4 separate regions of the Homo sapiens genome follow, and regions 2, 3 and 4 are each linked to region 1. The links are chromatin contacts, found by Hi-C or POLR2A ChIA-PET in ENCODE. All regions are on one chromosome and are shown on one strand. Each heading gives the region's core, a stretch centred on a gene start or an enhancer-like site at or near the end of the contact. The rest is flanking DNA. Distances are from core to core; before and after follow the strand shown.

Region 1 (4,067 bases), core at 1,146-3,645:
TTGGCAGGATGAAGCAAGAATGAGGCCAGTGTGGGGCAGCAGAGGGGGCAGAGCAGGACAGTGATTTGAGGTGGAGGTGAGGTGGGGTCAGGCCACAGAGGGCCCTGTGAGCTGGGTCAGGAGGTGGCATTTATTTACTGTGCCATCCCAGGGAGAGTGGAGCCTGGATTTGGATCTCCCTCCCATGTGCAGGGGCCACATCTCTGAGCCCTTCCTCAGAGACTCTGTGCTGGGCTTGGCACAGGTCTTCATCACCTCGGGCCTGTCCTGTGGAGACAGGCTTCCCAGGTCAGTCTGTAAGCCTCCTCGGCCATGCAATTAAGGTTCTTGTTCATCCAGCCGACCTGGTTTCTGCCCCTGAGGAGCAGATTTAGGTAGAGGAGGCACACATGAACATCCACTGTCACTCGGTGTCACTTCAATGATAACTGTCTTAAGCTCTGTGAACCTAGAAAGGGGAAGGGGGAGAGTGGGCACCACAGTTACCCTAAGCTGGGGTGTTCCAGAGGCCTTTTCTGAGGGAGTGACATTTCCACAACACCGTGCAGGAGGAAGGAACGTTAGTTGGGAGATGAGCAGCCCAGGAAGTTGGGCGGCATGGGTGAAGCCTGAGGCAGTGGGGTGCCAAGAGCAGAGAGAAGGTCAGGGTGCTGGAGTCTGGGAGGCAGCCTGTGTGGACTGAGTAGGGTCTTCCCAAAGTTCATGTCCTTCCAAGAACCTCAGGAGGTGACCTTCTTTGGAAATAGGGTCATTGCCAATGTAATAGTTAATTAAGACCAGGTCATCCTGGCGCAGGGTGGGCACTCAGTGCAATATGACTGTTATCCTCATCAGAAGAGAGGAGACAAAGGGAGCAGGCCAAGTGCCCGCTGGCGCACTGCATCCAATGCTGAAGCCAGGAGAGAGGCATGGGACGGTGTCCCTCAGAGCCTCCAGTAAGAACCAAGCCAGACCACACATTGATCTTGGACCTCTGGCCTCCAGAACTGCAAGAATCCATTTCTGTTGTTTAAAGCCAACCAGTTTGTGGCACTTTGTTACAGCAACCCCGGACAGGGCCGAGAAGGCAGGCAGGGCCTAGTGGGTCCTGAAAGATTTTGGACCTTACCCTAAGAGCAATGGGGAACCTCCCAAGCAAGAGAGGACTATGATCAAATTTGCCTTTTCAAAAGATTCCCTGGCCGCCCAGTGCTCCCACAGCATTCAAATCCGTTAAGAGTGAGGCCCCACAATAGGACAGAGGCCCTGCCGCCTGCACATCACTCACACGGAGGCACACGTCACTCAAATACACCGGGTGCTTGCCAGCCTTCCCACCGGCCCACAGAGCGGGGCTTCCTTGCCTGCTCCCCACACAGAACTAGGGGAGACGGCCGACCTGCGGGAGGATCGTCTGGCCCTATGCCTCAAACGCCTTAGAAAACGCTCGTACCCTGGACCAGGCAGTTCCACTCCAGGAGGTTAGTCTTTGCATGGCATTTGTTTTATTAGGGGGCCACCGCAGCCTGGGCTAAAGAATTTAGTCTTCGGAAAAAACTAGGCAGACATTTGAAAATATATCAAGGAAAAAAAGTGCAGGCCGGGCGCTGTGGCTCACGCCTGTAATCCCAGCACTTTGGGAGGCCGAGGCGGGCGGATGACGAGGTCAGGAGATCGAGACCAGCCTGGCTAACACGGTGAAACCCCGTCTCTACTAAAAATATAAAAAATTAGCCAGGCGTGGTGGCGGGCGCCTGTAGTCCCAGCTACTCGAGAGGCTGAGGCAGGAGAACGGCGTGAACCCGGGAGGCAGAGTTTGCAGTGAGCCGAGATCCTGCCACCGCACTCCAGCTTGGGCGACAGAGCGAGACTCCGTCTCAAAAAAAAAAAAAAAAAAAAGTGCAGCCTATCATGAGAGAGCGCCTCCAGGTCCACCTCCGCATGGGACAAACACAGCGAGCGGCCAGGAGCTGGGCCTCAGCCTTGGTTTCCTCATCTGCACAACGAGAAAAGTGGGTAGAATGCAGGCTGCCCGGGAAGAAGCTTGAGCAACCCTAAAGCTCGGGGTCAATTCACGGAGTCCCCTCTCCTTCTGGGACCCAAGGCCCTCCGGGTCTTCTGTGCTGTTTTGTGCCGTGGGTTGAGCCTTCGAGGTGGGGTAGGTCTCATATTTCCTGTGCTCTCAGATTCCTGCGGCCGCACCTTTGTTTGCACTAACTGTGTTTGCACCAACTGTGTTTGCACGGGGATTTGCTGGGGCCTTGGCCGGCAGGCCAGTGTGTGCAAGAAAAGCAACCTGACAGCGGCTCCTGCTAACCAGGGCTGGTTCGGGGCTGCGGCCGGGCGGCTCCCGCACTGCGACTAAGGGCCAGCCGGCTGGCAGGCGGGGCTGGGGCTCGGATGTCGGGACTAGCGGGTCTCTGGCGCGAGGCGGCCGCCACCACCGAGAAGGCCGCGCGCATTCCTAGAGCGGCCGCCAGCGGCCAGGTGAGGGCGCCGCGGCCTCCGGGGCCTCCTCGCCTCTGGCCGGCAGGGGGCAGCGCGCGGCCCCGCGCGGCCCGACGTGGCGCTGGCCCGGGAGGCAGCCCGTGGGCCGCCGGCGCGCCCTGCCGGGCACCCAGCAGCGCGCTCCCGTTCTCATCAGACGGGAGAAAAAACGCCCAGGCAGAGGAACGTCTAAAAGTCAAGTCATCAAAATTAATGTAATCGAGAAAATGTGCATATTTAAAATATGGATAGAGACGCATAAATACATCTTTAAAATAAAAATATAATCGTTTGTGTTAAGTCCTTGCTCCATTGGCTCTCAGCTGCACTCACAGCACCAGTGAGACCGACACGGTTGTGCCCCATCCCACAGGCGCCAAATGGAGGGCGCAGGGTTTTAGGAGCTCGCGTAGGGCCTCTCGGGCGGCAGCAATGGAGCCGCGAGGCCGGCGGGGAGACCGAGGACGGGACCCGCTGAGCTCTGGGTGAGCTGGGGGGACTCGAGGGGACCTGGATGGGCCAGAGGCCTGGCTTGGGGAAGGGCCCCTTCCCGGTTCCCCAAGGTCCCGGTGTGCCGCTGCCGTAGGGAAGCAGGAAGGCACGGCCGCGCCAGGCGACCTGAACGAGAGGAAGCCCGGGGTCGCCGCCCGCGGGCGCGGCTGGTGTTCATACCCAGCCAGGAAGGGCGGGCGGGCCTCGGGTGCCACGCGGCGTGCCCGGCGCTTTCCCCGCAGTCCCGCTTGCTGCCCGTCCCTGGACTCCTTATCAGGCAGCTGGGTGACCTTGCTGCAAAGGGCAGGGCCGTGGAGCAGGATTTCTGCCGCACACCAGCCACCTGCAACGGTGGTAAGAGGATTTGGCAGTGATCCGGGTACTCTACCTAATATTGGGGCTGAAATATCAGAAGGAATGATAAAATCCATTTTTAAGTGATAGCGTTTAAAGGTGTTGGATCAGGTTTAATGAAGAAAATCATCTCCATCCCAGCTGGGCAGAGATTTGGGATTGTACCCGTGTTTCTTCCCGCACATTGTCACCTGTGGCTTGTTCATCCGTTCATTTCGCGTGCACTGAGGACCTCTGAGGACCTTGCGCCAGACTCTGGAGCAAGCGCGAAATGAACAAAAGCCGGCCCTGCCCTTGGGAAAAATCAAACACACAATGGCCGCTGAGTGCACGCTCCGAGCACGCGCCAAGCCCTGGAAAGCCCGGTAGAGGGGACCCTCCAACCTCCCGCAGTGATGCGTGTGTGGCCAGGGGTCTTGCTAGGCTGCACCTTGCACCTGAATCTCCCGTTGCCTTCACCGTGGAAGCGTTTGCTGTAAAAATAACATGGGGGTTGGGGCGGGGGAGACGTCTTTGTAGCTTTCTCACAGGGCTTAAGACATCTGTCCTGCTATCTTCCCCGGCCTTCCAGGGATTCTCAGTGGATGTTAGCTCTCTGGATTTCACTGGCAAGGTTATAGAGACTTACCATTTTCTGATATGAACATCTGCCAAGTAACGCATAGAGAATAGGAAAGCATGCATATCCCACAAGGAAAAAAAATAAAACTAAGAAACTGTTCTATCAAAGAATTAAGTAAGCATGGAGTGTGTCA
Region 2 (4,067 bases), core at 761-3,260, 360 kb before region 1:
CCTACTATACAGTCATATAATGTTATAGTACTGCGTGATAAAGTACACATTGAACTGTCTTCAACATTTTGAGATGTTAAAAACACCAAAAACACCTGTGTTTATAAGCAAAAAATAGTTACATCTGCAGACTTCCATAATTGGTACCATTTCTTTTTTTTGTTTGTTTGTTTTTCTTTTTTTTGAGACGGAGTCTGCCTCTGCCCCCAAGGCTGGAGTGCAGTGGCGCTATCTCGGCTCACTGCAAGCTCCGCCCCCCAGGTTCACGCCATTCTCTTGCCTCAGCCTCCCGAGTAGCTGGGACTACAGGCGCCCACCACCACGCCCGGCTAATTTTTTTTTTTTTGTATTTTTTAGTGGAGACGGAGTTTCACCGTGTTAGCCAGGATGGTCTCGATCTCCTGACCTCGTGATCCTCCTGCCTCGGCCTCCCAAAGTGCTGGGATTACAGGCGTGAGCCACCGCGCCCGGCCATAATTGGTACCATTTCACCAAAATAAAATTTAAAGTGACAGTTTGCTCCAATACAGCTATGAGAAATTATCTTCTTCAAAACATTTTGCACCAGAAAAGCAAAACATCACTTTCCCTAGAAGGTGACAAAGCAAATAAGGAAAATGCCCTTTAGTTTCCTAGTAATTAGAAAACAGAATAGAAGCTTGACTAGGCAGTCACTACCCCAGAGACGCAACACCATTAACATTAATAATACCACGCCTGTAATCCCAGCACTTTGGGAGGCCAAGGCAGGCGGGCACGTGGTCAGGAGTTCGAGACCAGCCTGGCCAATATGGTGAAACTCAGTCTCTACTAAAAATACAAAGCTTAGCCGGACATGGTGGTGCGTGCCTGTAGTCCCAGCAACTCAGGAGGCTGAGGCAGGAGAATCACTTGAACCTGAGAGGCGGAGGTTGCAGTGAGCCGAGATCGCGCCACTGCACTCCAGCCTGGGCAACTGAGTGATACTCCGTCTCACTCACACACACACACACTCGCCGGGGGGGGGGGGGGGTGGCGCACGCCTGTAATCCCAGCTACACACACACACACACACACACACACACACACACTAGCCGGGCGTGGTGGCGCACGCCTGTAATCCCAGCTGCTTGGGAAGCTGAGGCACGAGAATCGCTTGAACCCGGGAGGCGGAGGTTGCAGTCGGCTGACATGGCACCACTGCACTCCAGCCTGGGTGACAGAGCGAGACTCCGTCTTAAATAAATAAATAAAAAGAAAATGGAAGTGCCTAATATTGCAATTCAGCATTGTACTTTCACATGTGCCCTTTATGGGAATCCTTTTCTTTTCTCACCCGTAATTTCCTGTTCTTTCTCCCAATCTGCACCTCATCCAGCAGAGTCTCCGCCCACAAGCTGCGCTTAGGGAAGCAGGCACTCTCCGGAAACTCTGGACTGAGTAAAATCAATGGGTGCGTGCGGGACTCCTCCACTGATTCTTTGATTCCACAGCATTTGTACAGCACCCACGGGGGCCCCACACTAGGTGGGAAACGAAGATGAAAAGTCGCAGTCTCTGTTCCAAAGACCGCAGAGCCCAGGGCTGCGTTTCCTTCCCGGCCTTTTGTCCAGGCCCCAGGGAGCGAGCTGGGGGAAGGCTCCCCGGCCAGGGCTTCCCCACAGATTTTACTAGGTCAGGGCAGCCCCGGGGAGGCGCCTCCTCCCAGCCGGAACCGCCCGACTCCGCTTCGTCCTCTTGGGCCCACGGACCACTCCCCACTGCCCCAGCCCCAACACCTGCAGATCCTGCGAGCCCGAGCCCTCCCGCGACCGCCCAGAGAGGGTCTGACACCCGAAGGGGAACCCCAGGGACTAGTCCTGCCGTAGTCTAAGCTCTGGTCTCGCGGAGGAAAAGCAGGGGCGGCCCCCGTACGCGGGGCCTGCGCCCTTCAGCCCCAGCCCCACCCTGCGCGACCCCGGGATCTCGCTCGGCGGCGGCCGTTGCCCAGGGCACAGGCAGGGCATGCTGAGAACGCTCTGCCTTTCCTGTGCCTGGACACGGCTCGGGCTGGGATCCCACAGCGCCGCCTTCTGGCGGGAGGCACCCCCGCGGCGCTGTGCATTCTGGGCTCCCTGGATCTCTGAACTTGAATTGGAGCTGCTCCAAGCTCTCCAGAGATAACCTCCTTTAGGGTTACACGAGATTGCCTCTGAAATTGATAGGTATGTAAATTAGTAGGGATTTGGAGAATGTGTAACGTCGCCATTTTCGGTTTCAATTTTTGCTACTACAAGCCGCCTGTCTTCACAATGAAACTGTGTTATCGGCCGGGCGCGGTGGCTCATGCCTATAATCCCAGCACTTTAGGAGGCTGAGGCGGGCGGATCACCTGAGGTCAGGAGTTTGAGACCAGCCTGGCCAACATGGTGAAACCCCGTCTCTACTAAAAATACAAAAATTAGCCGGGCGTGGTGGCACGCGCCTGTAGTCCCAGCTACTCGGGTGGCTGAGGCGGGAGAATCACTTGAACCCAGGAGGTGAAGATTGCAGTGAGCCGAGATCGCACCACTGCACTCCAGCCTGAGCAACAGAGCAAGATTCCGTCTCAAAAAAAAAAAAAAAGAAAAAAGAAACTGTTATTAAATAAAATAATAGGAGTCCATTGGTTCGGACTCAGCTCCAGCACTAGGCTCCAAGAGACCACACCAAGATGGAGTTACTCATGCAAAAGTGCCACATCACCAAACAGGCCAGCATAAGGAAGACCCCTCTGCTTTTTTTTTTTTTTTTTTTTTTTGAGACAGAGTCTCACTCTGTCGGCCAGGCTGGAGTGAAGTGGCACAATCTTGGCTCACTGCAACCTCTGCTTCCCGGGCTCAAGCACTTCTCCTGCCTCAGCCTCCCAAGTAACTGGGATTACAGGGGTGTGTCACCACGCCCGGCTAATTCTTGTATTTTTAGTAGAGACGGGGGTTTCACCATGTTGGCCAGGCTGGTCTTGAACTCCTGACCTCAGGTAATCCACCTGCCTCGGCCTCCCAAAGTGCTGGGATTACAAGTGTGAGCCACCGTGCCCGGCCAGAAGACACCCCCTCTGCTTTAACCTTTAGAAGAAAAAAGTAACTTTGAAACAACCAACCCACTTTTAGTTTTCTGTTTCTGCTTTTCCCAAGCTTTTTCTGTCCATAAAACCAACCGCGGGCCGGGTGCAGTGGCTCACACCTATAATCCCAGCACTTTGGGAGGCCAAGGTGGGCAGATCACGAGATCAGGAGTTCGAGACCAGCCTGGCCATCCTGGTGAAACCCCCGTCTCTACTAAAAATACAAAAAATTAGCCAGGCATGGTGGCGCATACCTGTAATCCCAGCTACTTGGGAGGCTGAGGCAGAATTGCTTGAACCCAGGAGGTGGAGGTTGCAGTGAGCCAAGATAGCGCCACTGCTCTCCAGCCTGGGCGACAGAGGGAGACTCCTTCTTAAAAAAAAAAAAAAAAACCCGCCTTGGCTGGCTCATCCAAACACTTATTCTGTTTTTCTGTTTTTGTTTTTGAGACCGAGTTTCGCTCGTTGCCCAGGCTGGAGTGCAATGGCACGATCTCGGCTCACTGCAACCTCCGCCTCCCGGGTTCAAGCGATTCTCCCGCCTCAGCCTCCCGAGTAGCTGGAATTACAGGTTCGCATTGCCACACCCACCTAATTTTTTGTATTTTTAGTACAGACAGGGTTTCACCATGGCCAGGCTGGTCTTGAACTTCTGACCTCAGGTGATCTGCCCGCCTCGGCCTCTCAGAGTGCTGGGATTACAGGCGTGAGCCACCACGCCGGGCCACTTATTCTGTTTCATGGGATGAAGTGTTGCTCAATTCTAGAATACCAAATAAGCCAATTAAGATTTTTAAACTAAATGTGTTGTAATTTTGTCTTTTGACAGTGCCATTGTACAGGTGATTCACTACTCCACCACTCCACTCACCTACTCACAATGACGGTTTTCAACATTTCAGGAACGGTTTCTACCTTAGGCTCAGAGCAATTCCTACTTCTCCCTCATGAGGAATTGGAGGAGGTGGTGATAAAATTCTTCATCTGGTTGTGAGGTGGTATT
Region 3 (4,067 bases), core at 488-2,987, 290 kb after region 1:
GGCAGTGCAGCAGGAGGTGAGCTGCGGGCAAGCCAGGGAAAGCTTTATCTGTAGTTACAGCCACTCCCCCTTGCTCGCATTACCCCTGAGCTCTGCCTCCTGTCAGATCTGCAGGTGCTGGATTCTCATAGGAGCCAGAACCCTGTTGTGAATGCGGGATCCAGGTTGCGGGCTCCTTAGGAGAATCTAATGCCTGGTGATCTGAGTTGGAACAGTTTCATCCCAAAACAACCCCCCTCCCAGTCCATGCAAAAATTCCCTTCCACAAAACCGGGCTCTGGCCCAAAAGGTTGGGGACCCCTGATTTAGGGGGTTTTAACGTTTAGGGATCCCGGGCCGGAGGGTGGGCGGTGGAGAGGAGCTGGGAGCAGGAACACATTACTGTAAGGAGCCCGCCTCACCTCGGCACGGAGGTGGGACCCGGCCTAAAGCCCAGGAGGCGACTTACCCTGAGGGCTGTGGCCTGTAGGGCTCTTGAAAAGTTGGACTTTTAAGTTTTCCCTTTCCGCGAGGTGGGGCCTTGTGATATCTTCAAATCCTTGTTCAGCAGGCTGCGCACACGCCGGTCCTGTGTCTAAGGTGTCTCGGGTATGACCGAGGGGGCTTTGCCCGAGTGGGCGTGCGCCTTTCCTCGGAGGCCGGGACGAGGGGTTGTCGGCATCGTACCCGAGTCCGTGATCATGGCCGGCGCGGCTGCAAGGGCCAGCCCCGGGCGACTGGGCGAGGAATTCCCTTTCCTTCCCTCCGATATTGCCCAGGCAGAGCGCTGTCTGGGCCGCAAGGTCTGGACGGGGCTTCCAAACTCAGAGCAGAGTCTCCTCTGCGTGGGACCACAGCCTCCCCTTCCCCTCCAAGCTTCTGTCTGGCACAGCAGGCTTAGCCCCGCAGGCCCCCTTCCAGCAGCCTTCTATAAAAATGACGGGGTCCTTCTCCAGACAGGAAAACCAGGCTCGCTGCGCCTCGCCCGCACCCCCGGAGCGCTCTCGCAGCGCCCGCCCAGACCAGGCCTTCGAACTCGTGAAGCGCAGGGGGAGGCAGAGGAGAGTGGGCCGCGCTTCCTTCCCGCATCACACGTTTATTTGAGGCCTACTATGTGCCAGGAACAACTGGGGTTACCACCCCAGCAAACAGGCACGCAAAATGTGACACGAAGGTAGGTCATGGCTGCGGCGAGCGGGGGCGCGGGCGAAAGACGTGAGGATGTACGGGGGCCTGGCAGCTGCTCTGTCCCACCCACGCCCGGCCGGACCCTCGACCCCTTTCACTCCAGGTCGGGTTTCCCCGACCGCGGCCTCTGGGAAAGATGGGTCCCTCTTCATCCCCACCATCAGCCCCTGGCACATGGGACGCGCTGAGTGGTGGCTGCGGGAATGAATGAGTGATAAGCGGCGCGTACCCGCGGGCTTGCACGCCCACAGCCGCCCCGGCTGGTCTCGGCGCGCAACCTCTACCCGCAGCTGGGGGCGGGGACGAGGGGAGGGGGCGGGGACGAGGCCCGAGCCAGGTCCGCCCCGCCCTGTCTCCGCCCCCCGCTTCCGAGCCGGCGCCGCGGCGCCTTCTGGGAAGTGTAGTCCGCGTCTGCGCCGGCCGGCCGGGCCGCCGAAGCCGGGGGCTCCGGGCGGAAACGGCACCACCCACCAAGGGATGCGAGGCGCTCGGGGCGGGCTCAACGAGGCCGGGGGCGGGCCCGGGCGCGCCCACCCCCGCCCCTCCCCCTCGGCCCAGGCCCCCGGCCCCGCCTTCTCCTGCGCGGACCTGGGCCGCCGCCGACGAGGGTCGCGTGCGCCCGCGCCAGGGCCCGCGCCGGAAACCGAGGAGTGGCGGGGAGGCTGAGCCCGGGGATGGCGCGCCAGGTAAGGCAGGCGGACGCGCGGACCCCTCGGCGCAGTGCGGCCCCGAAGGCGGTAGGGCGAGAAAGAGCTGGGACCCCCCCGCAACTTCGGGATCGGCTGGGTGAGGCTGGGCAGGCCTGATGCTCAGGGGTTCGTGCCGGGAAGTTCAGGTCCTCGGACAACCTCTCTCCAGCTCTCCGCCGCCGGTACCCACGGCCCAGTCTCCACCTGGGGAAACCCCCTTGGCGTGGCTTGTTTCGTTACAAGTTATCCTGGTAGAGTGGGCATGAAGGCCTCGGAGGCAGTGAGTAAATCTCATACTTCTGTTCTTGGTGGAATCCTGGATCCCGGGGGCTGGGGACGTGGAAATGGGGAGAAACAAAGATAGAACAAACCCCAAGTTTTGTCTTGGGAAGCCTGCAGGTAAGGCGTTTAGATCTGAGAACTGGAGGGAGAGCCCCAGGCCGTGACAGCCTGGGCACCGTTTGGGCTAGGTTGTGTGTGGGCTGTGACGATGCTGGGAAACTCTGGTGCTGATATCAGTGAGGTATCAGGTATCTGGTGCTGATACCAGCAACTGCTCCACGTTCTTCTGGATGGGCACCTGGAGCCAGTTCTGCAACCGTGGTGGCTCCTGAGCTTTGGCCAGTCCGAGGCAGCCATGGATGGGGGGCAGCGTGTGACTAGGCAGAGCAAACACTGTGCCAGGCCCTTGGCGTCATTAGTGCCCCCAAGCATTTGGGGAGAAGGGAGAGGCTAGGCAAATTGGATGTTGTTGGGCAGGGACAGTCAAGTGTCCTTTTCAGGTCTGGCTGCACAGTTAAGTAGCCTAGGGACACCCTGGTTCAGACATGCCCATGGCCCCATCCTAAGGCCTCCTCATACCACAGTTTCCTGTTCTGTAAAGTGAGGAGTTTGGGCCATTGACCTTTCAGATCTGATGAGGGGAATATCCTCACACTACGTAGCTTCATGGAGAAGGTGGCCAGGAGTGACCTTGGGGAGTGGTAGGTCACTGTAAGGTGGAGAGGAGCAGGGAGGGTTCCCAGAAGCCCAGGGCAATGTGAGCACAGCCTCCAGGTTGAGAGGTCCTGTGGCAGGGTCTGATCAGGGAGCCCGAGCCTGAGGCCCACTGGGAGAGCAGGTCTAGGTTGGGAAGGACTGTGAGAGAGGGGCAGGTCCAGCAGGCACTGAAGCTGCAGTTTTTGTGCTGGGCTAGTGACACGGTGGAAGGGTGATGTTAGGAGGACCAGTGTGCAGCTATGAGCTAGGAGGCTGCCCAGTTACAAGAGTCCTGGGTCAGCCCAGAAAGCTTTTCTCCATTGGTTGGGGGAAGGAGGTGAAGTGGGGCCCGAGGAGGAAGGCCGGTGGTGTGTGGGCAGAGCCAGCCAGTGGTGGCCTTCCTCCTCCCGAAGATGAGTTTTGTAGCCCAGGTGTTTGCACACTCACACTTGCTCACTCCCTCACACACAAAACCCTCACTCTTTGCTTTTTCTGGGGAGAGGGAGGCCACTGGCAGAAGCGCCTACCCTGGCCACAGTCAGTTCCCATTCTCATTTTCTAAGAATTTTATCACAAAACAGTTTGTCTTGAGGCTGAGATGGTGAGAGGCCTGGAAAGCATCTCTTACAGATTCCTGGAAGAGCTGGGATATATTTAGTCTGGAGCGAGAGAGACACCGGTGGTCAGGAGCAGTATGTGGAAGAGCTCAGCTGGCAGGCTCAGACCTGCAAGCGGGCATTAGGCAGACAGGTCTGGCTGCAGTATTACTAATCATAGCACTTAATATTCATAGTCCCCGCATTTGTTCTAGGCACTATTCCTGTATTTGTTTTGTCTTCACAATACCTCTATGAGGTAGGTTGTTATGATCCCAGTATTACAGATGAGTTCACTGAGGCCCAAATAGGTTAGGTTTGGCTGAGGTCTCATAACTAGTATGAAACAAGGCAGGGATTGGAATTCTGGCAGCCTGGCTCCTGAGGCTAGGCCCCAGTCACCGTGCTCTGCCCCGGTCTCTGGGTCCGGAACCTCTTAATGGCCACATCAGGTCAGCAGTGGTACCAGTGCAACCAACATAGCTGGTATCATGTTCTTACCTAGAGCTCAGACCTGCCTTGCCAGCTCTGTGTTGAGCCATCAGAATGTCATGTGGGAACCCTCTGCCTGCCATGAACCAAAATTCCAGACTCCCAGAAGGAAAGCAGGGGTGTGGCACACACCACGTCATTTGCT
Region 4 (4,067 bases), core at 866-3,365, 270 kb before region 1:
AGAAATATAGTTATAATTAAGCATTAATCAGGCTGCACTTCGGCCTACTTCCTTGTTGCTAATAGTCACAAGGCACTAGATACTGACATTTGCATCTCTATTGTTCCTATAGATAGGATTTCAGACATCAGACTAAGAATTGATTTGCATCCCTGTTGTTCCTGTAGACAGGATCTCTGACATTAGAATCATAAGGCTTTTGTTTAAGGATCGCTTAAGATGTTTTTCAGACCACGAGTTCCGGTGAAACAGTTGAGTTCAACCAGTTTGAAGACCCCCCACAGAGGAATGGGATGAGCATGAGAATGTAGTTTCTTCATCTCCTTGTACCACGATTTCACCAGCACTCTCCCACCAATCAGTCAACTCCATTACCCTTACAAACTCTAACCCCAAATTCCCAAATTCCTAGCAGAGATGGATGTGAGGCTTCTTCCTGTCTCCTCCTTAGGTGGCCCTATGATTAGACCTCTTTCTCTGCTGCAACCTGGTGTCTCTGCATATAGACTTGCTATGTGCATTGGGCAAGGAACCTACTGCTGTTACACACACTCTGTTGACTTAAAACACAACCTCACCAGAAAACACTTTGTTCTCGCAGGTCCTTTTTTTTTTTTTTTTTTTTTAAGATGGAGTCTAGCTCTGTCGCCCAGGGTGGAGTGCAGTGCTGCCATCTCTGCTCACTGCAACCTCCGCCTCCTGGGTTCCAGCGATTCTCTTGCCTCAGCCTCCGGAGCAGCTGGAATATCAGGTGCACGACACCACGCCCGGCTAATTTTTGTATTTTTTAGTAGAGACGGGGTTTCACCATGTTGGCCAGGCTGGTCTGGAACTCAGGTGATCTGCCCGCCTCGGCCTCCCAAAGTGCTGGAATTACAGGCGTGAGCCACTGCGCTCGGCCTGTTCTCGCAGGTCCTTTTGCTCAGACGCAGCAAACCGTAACCCCAAGCTCGATCTCTGCTGCTCTCAGGAATTCCACTTCCTCCAGCTTGGGCAACATAGCGAGACCCTGTCTCTACAGAAAAATAAATAAGTAAATAAATAAATACAAATAAATAAAACATTAGCCGGGCTTGGTAGCTGCGCCTGTAGTCCAAGATGCTCGGGCAGGCTGAGGGGAAGGATCGTTTGAGCCCAGCAGTTTAAGGCTGCAGTGAGCCTTGTTTGTGCCACTTGCACTCCAGCCTGGACGACAGAGGGAGACTGTCTCTAAATAAATCAATAAATAAGGCCGGGCGCAATGGCTCACGCTTGTAATCCTAGCACTTTGGGAGGCCAAGGCGGGTGGATCATTTGAGGTCAGGAGTTTCAGACCAGCCTGGCCAACATGGTGAAACCCCGTCTCCACTTAAAAAAAAAAAAATTAGCTGGGCATGGTGGTACATGCCTGTAATCCCAGCTACTTGGGAGGCAAAGGCAGGAGAATCGGTTGAACCCGGAAGGCGGTTGCAGTGAGCCGAGATCCCGCCACTGCACTCCAGCCTGGGCGACGGAGTGAGACTCCGTCTCTAAATAAATAAATAAACAAAAATTAAGAATCCTATTTCCAGACCAGGCCCCGGAGAGTCAATAATCCGAGATGTGAAGGAGACCTTAAAATATTATTGATCCCAACACAGGCCGCGTGGGACCTGAACCGCCTCACCTTGGCAACCACATTTGTAATTTCCGCAAATGATCTATATCTTCTTCATTCCAAAATTGTGCCTCTCCGTCACTCATTCCACCCATAGGCTCCCTTCAGCCGTGTCCCCCTTACTCTCACCCTGCACATTTCCGCTGTTCTAAATACGGCTGCCCTTCAGCAGAAGCTGTTGCCTGCAGACGGCGCCTGCGTATCGAGCCTCCGTGAAGAAAATCACTCCCCAGAATGAGCCCGGCTTTGCGGCTGGGTCCTAAACTGCGGTGAGCTGAACCTTCTCGTGGGAATGTGAGAAAGCGGAACACACGTGGGCCCCAAATAACAACCCTCCCCACACCGAAGCCCAAGAGCTGGGGGGGAGGGGCGGAGGCGACGCGGGGGGCGCTGGCCGCAGGGGCCGGCAGGGGGCGCGCTGGCCGCGGTGGCTGGGCAGCGCGAGCCTGCGGCGCGTCTAGGCCCGCGCGGTTCCCGGTGCACTCGCTGCCCACAAAGCGCCAGCTGAGGGGCCGCTGCGGGTGGAGTGCGGCGGAGTCGGCCTCGCGACCCCAGCTTGATCCGCCGCCTGCTGCACCGCGCCTCCGCCGCGTTCCTGCGCGTCCCGAGCCCCGACGGCCGCGTGAGTCCCGTCCGTGCGGGGAAGGCAGGGCCGGGTCGGCGCCGCCTGTGGAGAGGACCCGGCGGCCGGGCCTGCTTGGAGCCGGGCGCGGTGGCAGCGGCGGCAGCGGCGGCGACTTCCGAGGCCCGGGCTAGACAGCGCAGGGCCATGGCTGAGGCGGCCCCGGCCCCGGTAAGGGCGGCCGCGCGCGAGTGTTGTGAGCCCCCGAGACCCAGACCCCGAGGGAGGAAGGCGGGCGGGCAGGGAGCTGCCAGGCATAGGCGCCGTTCTCGGGTCCCGCCGGCCACGTCGCCTGTCGCCCGTGCTTGGCGGCTGCAGCCTCGCGTGAGGGGACTTAGCGGGTGGGTGTGAAACCGCCCACCCGGGGACACCAGGCTGGGCCGCAGGTCTGAGGGGCACTCGCAGGCAGCTATGAGACCCGGGGCCCTGCAGTTGGGTTGAAGTCGAGGGGGTGCCTGCTGCGTGTCAGCCCCACGCCTGCCCGCCAGACGCGCAGCGGGGTTGGGCTGGGGAGCCGTCAGCCATTCTCGCGGCCGCGGGAGCGTTCGTCACCAGCAATCTGAGCGGTGGCGCGGGCGGCATTTAAGTGTGCGGAGGCGCATTCCCGCCGCGCTGCGTGACGCCTGGGCTCCCGGCACCGGACTCGGGACACGCGGGAGGCCCTCCCGAAATAGCTGCCGAATGAATGGTGCGGACCCGGAGGCTGGAGTGGCCTCGCGTGCGTGGCGGTTCATTCGCGGGTGTTTGCCAAGGCCTGCGGGGGCCGGCAGCGGCCAGTTGCCAGGGCGACCGAGGCGACCGGGCCGCGCCTGCACGCAGCCCCGTAGAATGAGAAGGGGACGGTCAGGCCGCGGGGAAAGCACTGATCGCATTTGCCACCCAAGAGGTCTTTGGTCACCTCTAGGAGAGCAATTGTACTGGGTCAGGAGCCACCCTGGCACATGAGGGGTGACTGGGAAAAGGAGGAAGAGCAGCGATGGGTAGGGGGTAGAGCAGAGGGAAGTGCCACCTCCACTCTTGGACCTGTTTTTCTTTTTTCCAACCTTTTTTTTTGTGTATAGGTGGGATGGTAGCGATGATCCTGTGTTGTGCCAGTCCTGGCTAATAGAAATATAAGGGAAGCCGCATACAAAACTCTAAATCAAGCTTGTCCAACCCGCGGCCCCCAGGCCGCATGCGGACTAGGACTGCTTTAAATGCGGCCCAACACAAATTCGTAAACTTTCCTAGAACATCATGAGATTTATGCACGGACCTTTTTCTTTGTCTTTTTTTTTTTTTTTTTTTTTTTTTTTTAGCTCATCAGCTATCATGATCAGTATTTTATGTGTGACCCAAGACAGTTCTTCCAGTGTGGCCCAGGGAAGCCAAAAGATTGGACACCCCTGCTTAAATTCTCTAGGCGTCACGTTTAAAAAGTAAAAAGCCAGGCGCTGTGTTGTGCACGCCTGTAGTCCCAGCTAGGCCGGGGGCTGAGGCGGAAGAATCACTTGAGTCCAGGAGTTCGAGGCAGTCCACACCGCGTCTCTAAAATAAAAAAAATTTTTGAGAAGTTAAAAAATAAATAGATGAAATTAATTTTAATTATATATCTAACTCAATATATGCAAAATATTATTTCAACATGTCATCAATTTATTTATTTATTTATTTTTTGAGGTGGAGTCTCACTCTGTCCCTCAGGCTGGAGTGCAGTGGCGCCATCTGGGCTCACTGCAACTTCTGCCTTGCCGGTTCAAGCGATTCTCCTGCCTCAGCCTCCCGAGTAGCTGGGACTACAGGCGCGTGCCACTACGCCCGGGTCCTTTT

What was found. Hi-C counts contacts between places; a loop is a spot of excess contacts on that map. ChIA-PET counts read pairs that join two places held with the same protein, here RNA polymerase II (POLR2A). Pooled maps may share reads with other maps.
Region 2: a loop to region 1 is called in a pooled map, with 5 times the contacts of the local background. The contact joins two enhancer-like sites. A Hi-C loop is called at or near these places in 6 of 50 pooled maps. POLR2A ChIA-PET finds 5 or more read pairs at or near these places in 2 of 52 experiments (AG04449 and activated CD4-positive, alpha-beta T cell).
Region 3: a loop to region 1 is called in a map of CD4-positive, alpha-beta memory T cell, with 28 times the contacts of the local background. The contact joins the promoter of KRABD3 here to the enhancer-like site in region 1. A Hi-C loop is called at or near these places in 2 of 168 maps with a recorded cell type or tissue (CD4-positive, alpha-beta memory T cell and endothelial cell of hepatic sinusoid), 7 of 37 single-sample maps with no recorded cell type and 14 of 50 pooled maps. POLR2A ChIA-PET finds 5 or more read pairs at or near these places in 1 of 52 experiments (naive thymus-derived CD4-positive, alpha-beta T cell).
Region 4: a loop to region 1 is called in a map of B cell, with 17 times the contacts of the local background. The contact joins the promoter of ZNF398 here to the enhancer-like site in region 1. A Hi-C loop is called at or near these places in 9 of 168 maps with a recorded cell type or tissue (B cell, CD4-positive, alpha-beta T cell, CD4-positive, alpha-beta memory T cell and 5 more), 24 of 37 single-sample maps with no recorded cell type and 22 of 50 pooled maps. POLR2A ChIA-PET finds 5 or more read pairs at or near these places in 6 of 52 experiments (BJ, CD4-positive, alpha-beta T cell, CD4-positive, alpha-beta memory T cell and 3 more).

What each region holds. Positions count from the first base shown.
Region 1 is chr7:149,420,001-149,424,067 of GRCh38, forward strand. No RefSeq gene overlaps it. Among named protein-coding and RNA genes, the nearest start is that of TRC-GCA11-1, 6.8 kb to the left of the region's middle. RefSeq lists an enhancer at 1,788-2,287 and a silencer at 2,419-2,668. Within about 2 kb of position 2,396, at least 17 of the 41 ENCODE cell types and tissues checked have a DNase peak (open chromatin) inside an H3K27ac peak, as active enhancers do; they include B cell and natural killer cell, where a contact is called at or near this core.
Region 2 is chr7:149,063,926-149,067,992 of GRCh38, forward strand. No RefSeq gene overlaps it. Among named protein-coding and RNA genes, the nearest start is that of ZNF786, 25 kb to the right of the region's middle. RefSeq lists an enhancer at 1,380-2,262 and a silencer at 1,752-1,981. Within about 2 kb of position 2,011, at least 38 of the 41 ENCODE cell types and tissues checked have a DNase peak (open chromatin) inside an H3K27ac peak, as active enhancers do.
Region 3 is chr7:149,713,214-149,717,280 of GRCh38, forward strand. KRABD3 (KRAB domain containing 3) reads left to right here and starts at 1,738. Exons shown (of 17, transcript NM_001290187.2): 1 at 1,738-1,853. The coding sequence starts at 1,842. RefSeq lists silencers at 265-559, 1,386-1,825 and enhancers at 891-1,390, 2,028-2,660.
Region 4 is chr7:149,145,338-149,149,404 of GRCh38, forward strand. It overlaps ZNF398 (zinc finger protein 398), which reads left to right and starts at 2,116. Exons shown (of 6, transcript NM_170686.3): 1 at 2,116-2,429. The coding sequence starts at 2,406. It overlaps LOC107986856 (a long non-coding RNA gene), which reads right to left and starts at 2,024. Exons shown (of 2, transcript XR_007060581.1): 1 at 1,646-2,024; 2 at 1-1,015. RefSeq lists enhancers at 1-319, 320-893, 894-1,467, 1,561-1,610, 2,042-2,615 and silencers at 1,921-2,560, 2,225-2,396, 2,691-2,840, 2,981-3,030.